Regions from separate parts of the Mus musculus genome. Here region 1 is linked to region 2. The links are chromatin loops, found by intact Hi-C in ENCODE. Cell type or tissue: heart. All regions are shown on one strand.

Evidence for each region. Peaks named below come from ENCODE experiments on the same cell type or tissue, not always from the same donor. Only the 100,000 strongest peaks of a DNase experiment are listed, where the experiment ranks them.
Region 1: it touches region 2 in a loop (2.3-fold over the local background); 1 of 42 quality-filtered maps calls a loop at or near these places.

What each region holds. Positions count from the first base shown.
Region 1 is chr6:87,808,887-87,813,886 of GRCm38, reverse strand. Rab43 (RAB43, member RAS oncogene family) reads left to right here and starts at 2,108. Exons shown (of 3, transcript NM_001039394.1): 1 at 2,108-2,540. The coding sequence starts at 2,343. In heart, a CTCF peak has its summit at 2,045; DNase peaks (open chromatin) are centred at 2,006, 2,966, 3,416 and 3,966; H3K4me3 peaks cover 2,653 bases; H3K27ac peaks cover 1,913 bases.
Region 2 is chr6:87,667,747-87,672,746 of GRCm38, reverse strand. It overlaps Aplf (aprataxin and PNKP like factor), which reads left to right and starts at 586. Exons shown (of 10, transcript NM_001372332.1): 1 at 586-887; 2 at 4,260-4,331. The coding sequence starts at 792. It also overlaps E230015B07Rik. In heart, a CTCF peak has its summit at 2,389 (motif pointing right); a DNase peak (open chromatin) is centred at 466; H3K4me3 peaks cover 1,823 bases; H3K27ac peaks cover 1,063 bases.

The DNA of each region.
Region 1 (5,000 bases), 140 kb before region 2:
GCCATCTCCTCAGCTCTCATTTTAATGGCTTTAGTACATTTGCTGAGTTATGCAGCCCTCACCATGGGTACAATGTTTTTCGTTTTCTGAGACAATGTCTTCTGTACATCCCTGACCAGCCTGCTACTGTATAGACCAAGCTGTCCTTGAACTCAAGGCAACCCTCCTGCCTCAGTGTCCCAATTGCTGGGATTACAGGTTCACACTACTACACCTGGTTACACAGTCTAATTTTTAAAATGTCTTAGTGGTGGATTGGCTTTTGCTGACAGAACCCACATCTAGACCAAAATACCTTCTTTCCTGCACCAATTCCAGCCCAGGGCAGAGCAGAGGCCAGCGAGCCATGACTAACTACCCTTCTGCTTTCCCGAGTCTCTCAGCCTTTGCACTCCCCTTTCCCTTGGTGTGAGCTAGGCCTGTCTGAGGGGTATTTCCCACCCCACAGCCAACTTCAGGAAGGAAACCACTATGGTTCAGTGCACGTCTTGGGATGGAGGCAGTTTCTTGAGGCTGCAGTTCTCCACTACCATGAGTGTGCAAAGCATGGCTCTTGGAATTCCTTTGCACAGCACTTTAGGGGGTCCTGGCTGCAACTGCTGGGCATTTCTCACAGCCATGGAGTTCCAACTGTTTCAGAACAAACTCTTCTGTTTTCTCCAAGGTTCAGCCTTTGCCTTTCATCTACTTGGCCAGTGAGGCTGCTCACAGGGCCTGTGGAGATGGTGCCTGGGGGCTTGCTTTCTCTGCTTTCCTTAAGTTTCCTCTTCCCTTCCTTACTGGGGAAGTTTTGGATTTTGTCTTGGATTTTGCCTTTCGTTCATGGATGGATCTCAAGGCCCTAGAACAATGTTTGGCTTGCAACAGCCATTATTAAAAAACTATCGAATCAAATAGCCATGCAGGGCCTAAGGGGGCTGTCCAAAGAAGCTAGAGTATTCTCAGCTTTCTCTCATTTTTAGGGATGGGGCCTATTTGATCTAGTTCAAACTGTTTACAGACATCTGGGTCCCATTTCTGTGACTTCAGGTTTCTCAGGCCAAACTTCTGAGCTGGCTGACTCACAGGTTTCCCTTGTGCAGGAGGTGTTTGGCTGGGACCAGGACTCCTGTTCCCAGCCACCCCAGGTTTGACTGGACTCCTGTCTGCTCTATCAATTCTTCCAAATGGAACTCTAGGCCATTCTGCCCTCAAGGATTTTCATTTCCTCTGTCTTCCTTTTTCACCTAAGGGAAGCTGCCTTTACTGTGTGTCACCAGAACTTTCCATTCTCCGAAGAGGGAACATTGAGTTGTGTTCTGCCTCATCAGCCCTTCATTGTCAGCCATAGCTGTCCCCTGCCCCGAAACGACTCTTGCCTGTTCCCCACTGGGTGCAGGCCAGGCGAGGGACGGAGGCATGTCAGTGAGGGGTGGACGTGGGGCCCGGCTGAGAAGGGCATGAGGTTAGGGAATGATGAACTGGCGATTATAACGAGTTGTTGACCTAATAGGGGCCAAAGCCTGCTATGGGGGCGCAGCGGACCGAAGCGGAGTTGAAGAGGCGCGGAGAGCTGAGTTGAGAGGCGTTAGGGAGGAGTTAGCTCCAGGGCTACGAAAAGGTGCGGGTGGATTTCCGTCTTGGATGCAGTGCCTAAGGCGAGGTCCAAGCCAAGAGGCTCCGGAGGATTAGGGCGGGGTAAGAGATGTTAAGGGCGGGGTCAGGACCAAATAGAGGATCAAGGCGTTGTTGACAGCGAATCCGCACCGGGCTTAAGTCCGGGTTAGTGAAGTGCTGAGAAGTGAGAAAGAACGGTGCTGAGGGCGGGATTGGGGTGGTGTTGAGAGAAGGGTCGGAGGCTTTGGCCGTGGTGGGGTGCGGGCGGTGCTCGGAGAAGGATCGGGGAGGTGAGAAGCTTAGAGGGAGTGCTGGGGGGTCGGGACTGTACTGACAGGCTAGGAGGTGTTGGTTATGGGAGGGGGAGACTGGGCGGTCCTGGGGGCGGGACCCAGAGGCGGAGTGGCGGGAGATGGGCGGTGCTGGGGATCAGGGAGGCTCGCCCCGCCCTGAAGGCGGCGCACGAGCGGGCCTGAGGTAGCCGTGGGCCGGCACGGCACCGACGGCTGGCAGAGAGCTGCGGAGGGCCGGGCGGTGCGCTCCCGGGCGGAGCCGAGTCCTCGGGGCTCCGGAGCGGAGCGGGGCGGGGCGGAGCGGGACGGTCGATCGGTCCGCCGTGCAGCTCGTTCAGGTGCCGCCGCCGCTCCACGTAGCCCGGCGGCGGGCCGGCTAGGGCACACGGACCTCGGCCCGCGGCTGTCCTTAGCCCAAGCCGGGCCCTTGCGTCCCAGGACTCCCGCGGAGCCATGGCGGGCCCTGGCCCGGGAGATCAGGACGAACACTACGATTTCCTGTTCAAGCTGGTGTTAGTGGGCGACGCGAGCGTGGGCAAGACGTGCGTGGTGCAGCGCTTCAAGACCGGCGCCTTCTCGGCGCGTCAGGGCAGCACCATCGGTGTCGACTTCACCATGAAGACGCTGGAGATCCAGGGCAAGCGGGTCAAGGTGGGAGGCGGCGCGGCCCGCTGCTTTGCTCCCGGCGGGCGGTTCGCGGCCAGTCCTTCGGCTTCCCCTTCTTTCAGAACGGGCTTGGGCCTTGATGTCCGTGCTGGGTTCAGGTCCGAAAGCACCACCTTGGGCTCTGGGAGTGGTGACAGTGGGCGGCCAGAGCGTGGAGGAGGAAGCCTGCACCCCACTCCCGCCCCCCCGTCTCTCAGCCTGGGGACTCCTTCGAAACAACTTGCGGTGGAAGGCAACCTGCGGGCCGTTCCGTGAGCGCCACGCATGCCGGGACAGACCCTTCCCTGCGCGGCCCTCTGGGGAGCACTCAGCCAAATAACGACATCCCCGTGACCGGGAGGGACCAGGAAGTAGTGGCTGCTAGGACCGGAGGTCCAAAAGTTTTTGTCAGAATTTCCTCCCTGGCCACGCCTCCCCGCGGTCTCTTTTATGGACCCGGTGGTGGAACTCCACTCCACCAGGGCCAGCGCGGAGTTGGGGTGGGGGTGGGGGGCCTCCCCGACTAAGGGTTGATAGAAACCGAAAACTTCATCACAGATACCGGAAGGTGGGGGAGAGAAGCAAACTTTGGCAATGACCCCAGCAGAAACAGCAGGATGTGGTTGTCACAATGTCCTGGCAATGATTTGATAAATAATATTTGTGATGAATGAAATCAAGTTTCTTAACCTAGGTGTCTGTCCTCCCTAAAAAAAAAAAAAAGGTAGCATCCTGGACAGGACACAGCGCTGTTCTTGTGCACAGAGGCTCTTAGTAACTTTCCTGATTTCCACCCTGCAGAAATCCTTTGCCGTTTTTCACGGTTTCTGGTTCACAAGGATCTTCAAGACAGCTTTAAAGAGAACTGGGTGGGGGCAGTCTTGTGTTTTCAGACGTGAAGCCCGAGGATGGGAGTCTTTTGACCCTGTTGCTGGTGTGGCTCGCTGCTCATTTGGGTGGCTGTAGGCCTGTTCTCTGTTGCCCTTGGCTGGAATACTTTGTTCTTTGTTTCTATAAAGTTGGGATAATTTCTGGGTGTTGCCTCTCTCCTGTCCCATAGTGTAGAAAAAAAAAAAAAAAGCAAGTCAACAATCATTGTTTTTATGACCACTGTGCCTCTAGAGATTTGCTTGCAACGTTTTAAACGGTCTTTTGGGTGTCTTTTGGGTTTCAGTGTATTTTGGTTTCCTTGAGGTGGAAAAGGGCCAAGAGCAGGCAGGCAGGTTTAGCTGTTCTGGACCATTCCTTTGGAGCAGGTGGCCAGGGAAGGGCTGCCATGGGTGGAGTATGTCTGTGGTCAAGTTGGTGCCTTCCGATAATGCCAGTAGTCAGCATTCAAAGCGCAGTATGAAAACAGAAACATAAAGACGATGAGTCCCCTTTGAAAAGCTGTTGGCCTGTGCCCAGCATCCCTGTGCTGGATCCCTGTGCTGACTGGCCAGGGACGGGGCAGTATTCCTGTTTACCTGTGAAGATAACCTGTCACCTAGTGCAGCCCTGGATGGACTGTGCACTTGAGCTTAGGTTATGCAATACACTATGGTGCAGCTAGTTAGTTCCCTTCCTGATGGTCACTGCAGCTTTTCCTCCCAGGAGGCAGCCTCGAGGGCCTGGGAGCAGCAGAGCTGCATCTGTGTGGTGATACCTCAAAGCTCTGTTGCTTGTCCTTTCTATAAGCGGTTGTGAGTCAGCTGTTTAATGGTGTGTTCTACAGGCTGGAGGCCATTGTTACTGGTAATTATTCTTTTTGTGGTGTTGAGGGTTGAACTTCGGGCTCTTTGCATAAGCTCCACAAGGAACCCTGTCTCCCACCTGATCTGGGCTTTGGAAGGGTCTGAGGAACCTTAAAGACAGGCCAGCTGCTGTTCTAGCTCTGCTGAGGTTGGAAGTTCCCAGGAGTTGGGAAGGCAAAGAAGGTAGAGGCTCTGCTTCCCCATCGGTCAGAGCAAAACCATCATAATTACTCGGTTCTGTGTTCCAGTTGTCAAGAGCAGAACTATCTTATGTACTTCTGGGTTTCAGTTGTCAGGGAAAAACTATCTTACTCACTTCTGTGTTTCAATCTTACTTGTTTGTATAGAGAGTTCTGCTATAGTGGAAAGCTGAGAATAACAAATTTAGTCAAGTTCTTTTTTTCTATAGTTACTTCCCATTACAACTACTGTGCTATATTCTACTTGAAGAGATGGGCCTGTATACCTCCTCAGCCCTATTTTCTAACCTGTATAGCTCCCTTCTTTAAATAGTCCAGGATTGGATGGCCTTTGCATCTATTTCCTCTTGTCATAGATCCCTGTGTCCCTTAGATCCTTGTGTGGCTATTTTATTATTCGGGTTCTAGCGTGAATACTGCTTTCCCAGAGTCCTCCCCTGACCTCCCAGGTCTTTTTTCCCTATTGTCTATGTGTTTATAGGACTTACCTGGACTTGAAATGACCTGGATTATTTGTTTCTTCCTGTTGGAGA
Region 2 (5,000 bases):
ATGCCTCTTTTATAGAGAAGGAAGATTCTCCGGCCCCGTGGGCCAAGTGTCTGAGCCAGGCCTTTGAAAATAGAAGCTCCACTGGCTGCAGATCCATCCCCAAATGAGTATGGGGCGCCTGCACAGGAAAGTTAATGACCCTCTTGAGGCTGAACCCTAAAAATCTAAGTCCAGACATACTTCTTGGAGTAGGGAAGACAGTCCTGCCACGGAGGCCTTATTCTAGCCGAAGCTGTCTCCTTATGGAAGAGAAGGGGAAGAAGCAGATACACACATCATACTCCATTGGGAAAAGAACATCCCCCTGTTGAAGTCACAGGGCCACGGGCCAGCACTGTGGTTCATTTAAAAACTCAGGCCAACCCTCTCCTAAGGCCTTGACGTCAGCACTACTCTAGCCCCACCCCTGCCCAAGCACGAATCAACCTAGGCGCAGAGATGCGCGTATTGCCTTCTGGGATTGGTAGTTTTTCCATGCAGTCTGTACTCCGGAAAGGAGCCGAAGGGAGGTGTCAGGAACTACAAGACCCAGCGTTCCATGAGTCCTGTGAGAGGAAGTGCTGGAAGATTGTGGGTGTGCGTTCCAGTTTTTAAGCTGTAGTTTGGCGGTCTGTTGACAGGTATTCCCTGCACGAATCACAGGCTCTCAAGGAGTGGGGATTCCGGAAAGGGAAGAAGCACACTCACCAGGAAAGGAGCCTCGGGTTTCACACCCCTTCGGGCCATGCCCAGCGTGCCTGAGGGAGGTGGCTACGAGGTATCTCCTGGCGAAGGAACCTTCTCTTACCGCCATGCCTTCGGACTTCTTTCTGCAGCCTCTGGACGGCGGTCCCCGCGTGCCCGTGGGGCCGGGGCAGACTGTGATAGGCCGCGGGCCGCTGCTGGGAGTAAGTGTGGGAGGTAGTGTGGGCGTGGGCAGCCAGAGCTTGCTCAGCCGAGGCTGTCTCTTGTCTCCTGAGCTTGGGAACTCCGCGTCTTGGCTCTGCTTGTCAAGATTTTATAGGTTTGGGGCAGTAGGTTTTCAAACAACGTTAGTCAAGTCCCAGACATTTCTTTTTGGTGCCTGTATGGTTCGAGTATGGACCGAGTTAACATCATTAGCCTATCCAGCTGGCAAACGAGGGCCAAATCCAAGTTGAGCTAAGTTCGGGTTGTAAGATGTAAAATGTAAACAGACCAACTAAACAAAACCGCTGCTAGTATTTAAAGACGTATAGTACTCTAAAGGTTAATGTGTTGCATGTTGACCTACAAAGCTTACAATATTTACGGTACTGTATGAGCCATAACAGGGAAGGTTAATCACCTCCCTTAAGCTAACTTCTTTTATCTCCTTGCCTTCTCTGCTGGGCTGGTGGGCCTTACCAATAATAGCAGTATCCCTTTTGGTAGTATCAGTAGCTGTCTTTAAGTTGTCTGGGTAGTGAACCAGTCATTGTTCTAAAGAGATGACTTTAATTTACTACTTCCAAAACTTTTTGAGTTAGGTGCTTTTTATTAGCCTTGTTCAAATGAGAAAGTTGGAGTATAAACTGGTCATTTAAAGGTGATACATGTACAAATGGCCACTATGCTATATATTCTTTACCCTCTTTGGGAGGAGTAGGAACCAAACCGTTTGCAGTTTGCACTATGAAATTATATTTGGTGGTATTAAACCATTTAGCATTGCCACAAGACCTATCATTTACAAAGGCCACTCTAGAGAACCTGGCGGTCGAGTTGAAATATCACAAGGGAGAGATGGGCTAGCCATTAAGAGCCTGGAATTTATTACAGAGGACTGGCTTCCCAGCACTTATGTCAGGCAATTCACAAATGCTTGTAATTCTGCCTCTCTGGGCAATGTACACACATGCATATCCTAACATACAGGTATACATATATAGTAAAAAATAAAATTTTAAAAATTCACAAAAAATTGTTTTTAAAAATCTCTGCCATTATTTTCCACCTGAGTGGTATTTTCTGTGTTCTTACTGCCCTGTTTCTTGGTTTCTTTTCTCTTTGTTTTTCCCCATTATCATAAGAGTTTTGTGCTCCAACATAGATTGTTGGATTGGTGTTTATGTTTTTATGAGCATGGTAGTTTTGTAGTTTCCGTTTCCGGGTTGTGCTTTAGATTTTGATATGTTTTGCTCTAGCTGTTGATTCTTGGAGGGTGTGTTGATATGTTAGAATTTAGGTTATCTTAAATATAGTTGCCTTTAAAGAGAGGGTCTCACAACATAGCCTGAGCACCCCTTGAACTTGCAGTTTTCCTGCCTCACTTCCAAGAGCTGGGGTTACAAGCATGTATGTTCCTAACAAAACCACGTTTTTTGGGGGGAGTGTAGGGTGGTGGTAGTCAAGACCCGATGTTAGTAATGAAATAAACGATGTGTCCACCAGAGGTCGCACTATGCTTTTGTATTATTCATAATACCCCTTTCCTCCTAGTGTTAGGCACACTTAAAAGATAGATATAAAAGATCTATTATTGCTTATAGTTAGTGTATAAAAGGAAAGAAGCCTAAGAAGGACCATTAGAGGAACCATCTTGCTATCTCATGACTTTATCCTGGCATTCCTCTGATGGTTAGTGAGGTACCAATGAGGCCTTGATGCTCAAAATGTGAATAGGACCGGCTTACTCTGAGCTGCCATGATTTGCATGTCTTTGATTGCTTCTGAATTACATGGGTCTAGTCATGTGACTGTTTTCTCACATAAACCACCTGTGCTTATTAGTTAGAGCAAGGATCTTGAACACTGGGTATTCTGAGAGGGACCACCCAAGTTACCTACATCCGCTGGGCTTTCAGGACCCATATATGTAGAATGAACAGTAGCCACAGTAGCATTTGGCGAGTCTCAGTATGTAGCTCAGCATGTGGTGATGCACATGATAAAGGCAGTTCTTAGTAACTGCTGCTGACTGTGGCCCAGTCAGGCACACATCACAGAACATGAAGGAGTCTCTCAGCTGTTTTTTTTTTTTTTTTTAAAGTTTTATTTATTTATTATATGTAAGTACAACTGTAGCTGTCTTCAGACACTCCAGAAGAGGGCGTCAGATCTTGTTACAGATGGTTGTGAGCCACCATGTGGTTGCTGGGATTTGAACTCTGGACCTTCGGAAGAGCAGTCGGGTGCTCTTACCCATTGAGCCATCTCACCAGCCCTTTTTTTTTTTTTTTTTTAAAAAGTTAGGATATTTACTTCTTTGAAGTAGCTATATTTTAAATGAAGTTTTGAAGACTTTTTTTCTAGAAATTAACTTTTCAAATTAACTCTTTTTTGTGAAGAATGACTTTTTGTGGTCCTCACACTGTGGTGAAGCTGTGTGTTTCAGATTATTAAGTGTGGATTTTGAAAAATAAGTACCTGTTTGTGGCAGTCTCCATGTTCTTGCAGCCTTACTGGGCTTGACTTTAGACATTTCTATAGTATGTTTTGAGAGAGAACGTTGGTTCTGCTGTATGTCATGCTTAGTTTCGAGTACTCGATGGTAAATGAGCCAATCGTAAGGCAGGTAGAGTTGTTGCTTTAGAGGTTTCTCTTATGTGTCAGACCGGGCTAAACAAGTTAATCTCAACTATTATGTTTACTATGAGGTAGGAAGGGCAGTAGTGTTCAGCATTTAAAATATAAGCAGTTTGGAGTGTTGATGTGGGTAAATGATTGTGAGTGTAAGTTGACCATTATTAACTCAAAACAGGAAGTGATTATATTGAAGACATAGATGCTGATCTCTTCTTCAATGTCAGAGTTTGGTTTGGGCTATTCCCCTCCCCCCCGTTTATTTTTTTTAACTGCCTCATGTGGTCCTCATAAGCAGTTTGCTTATCTGCGTCTCGCTGTGTGGTATGGTCACACCCTTCAGAGTTACCACTTAATTTAAGACAAGCTGAATTTTTATATTTGAAATGTTTCCTATTACATATTGTTTCCAGTACATATTGGATATACTTTTCTTGTTTGGTAGATTGATTAGTAGGACTCTTGTGTAGGTGTGTAGGTGTGTTTCATGTATGGGAACTGGAGGGTTTGGGGCTGGATAGACTGCAGGCTTTTATAGTATTCATTTACTCTTTCATGACTTTGGTAGGTCTCCTTTCTTCATCATTTCGTTATCTGTTAAATGAGGGCAGTTATTTGATATGCAGTTTTTGAGTTAATAATACATTTAATGTCTAGCCTACTAATTTCATATGCGTGGCTAAGGGTTTGCTTATTTTTCAGGAGGTGGCTATACTTGACATTTTTTTCCTTTGTAGATAACAGACAAAAGAGTATCCAGAAGACATGCCATTCTTGAAGTGGTTGATAGTCAGCTTCGAATCAAGCCAGTGAGTATATAGACTTATTTTATCCCTTTGCCTCTTGTCCTTCTAGCAACTGACTGGAGAAACCTAAGGCTTGGAGATAGGGAATTTATGTCAGAACCCATTCTCCTGATACCCGCAAGCTAAGCGCCTAAATAGTAACTTATTTCTCATAGGACAGAGCTGAATCTGAATGGTTAGATTTATGGAAGATGATTGCCTCTGTGTAAATTGTAATTTTGTTCACAATTTCCATAAGGATACCTGTAATGTGGGTAAGTATACGTCCTGCGTAAGCGAGCTCTGATCCGTGGCACACATGTGAGAAGGCATGTGTGTCTGTAACCACAGTGGTGAGGGGAGCTGAGACACTCCGTGTATCTGCAGCTTGCTGGCCAGCCCGCCGAGCTAACAATGGTGAGCTTAGGTTCAGTGAGAGTCCCTGTCTCAAGAGAATAGGGAAGAGTGTAGGGGAGGGTGTGTGCAGTGTGCCCCTCCCCCAAACAAGGGAGTGTCTAACTAGGCAGTGCTTGGTTTCATGCATCAGATGGGATAGTGAATGGATTCACTCAGTGTTACAGGATTATACCAACACATTTCTGCGGCTCTCTGTAGAATTGAGTGTTTGTAAACTGTAGATTTTATTCAGTTTCATTGCTTTGTAGGTTGCTTTCACTGGAAGCATTTTCTTCT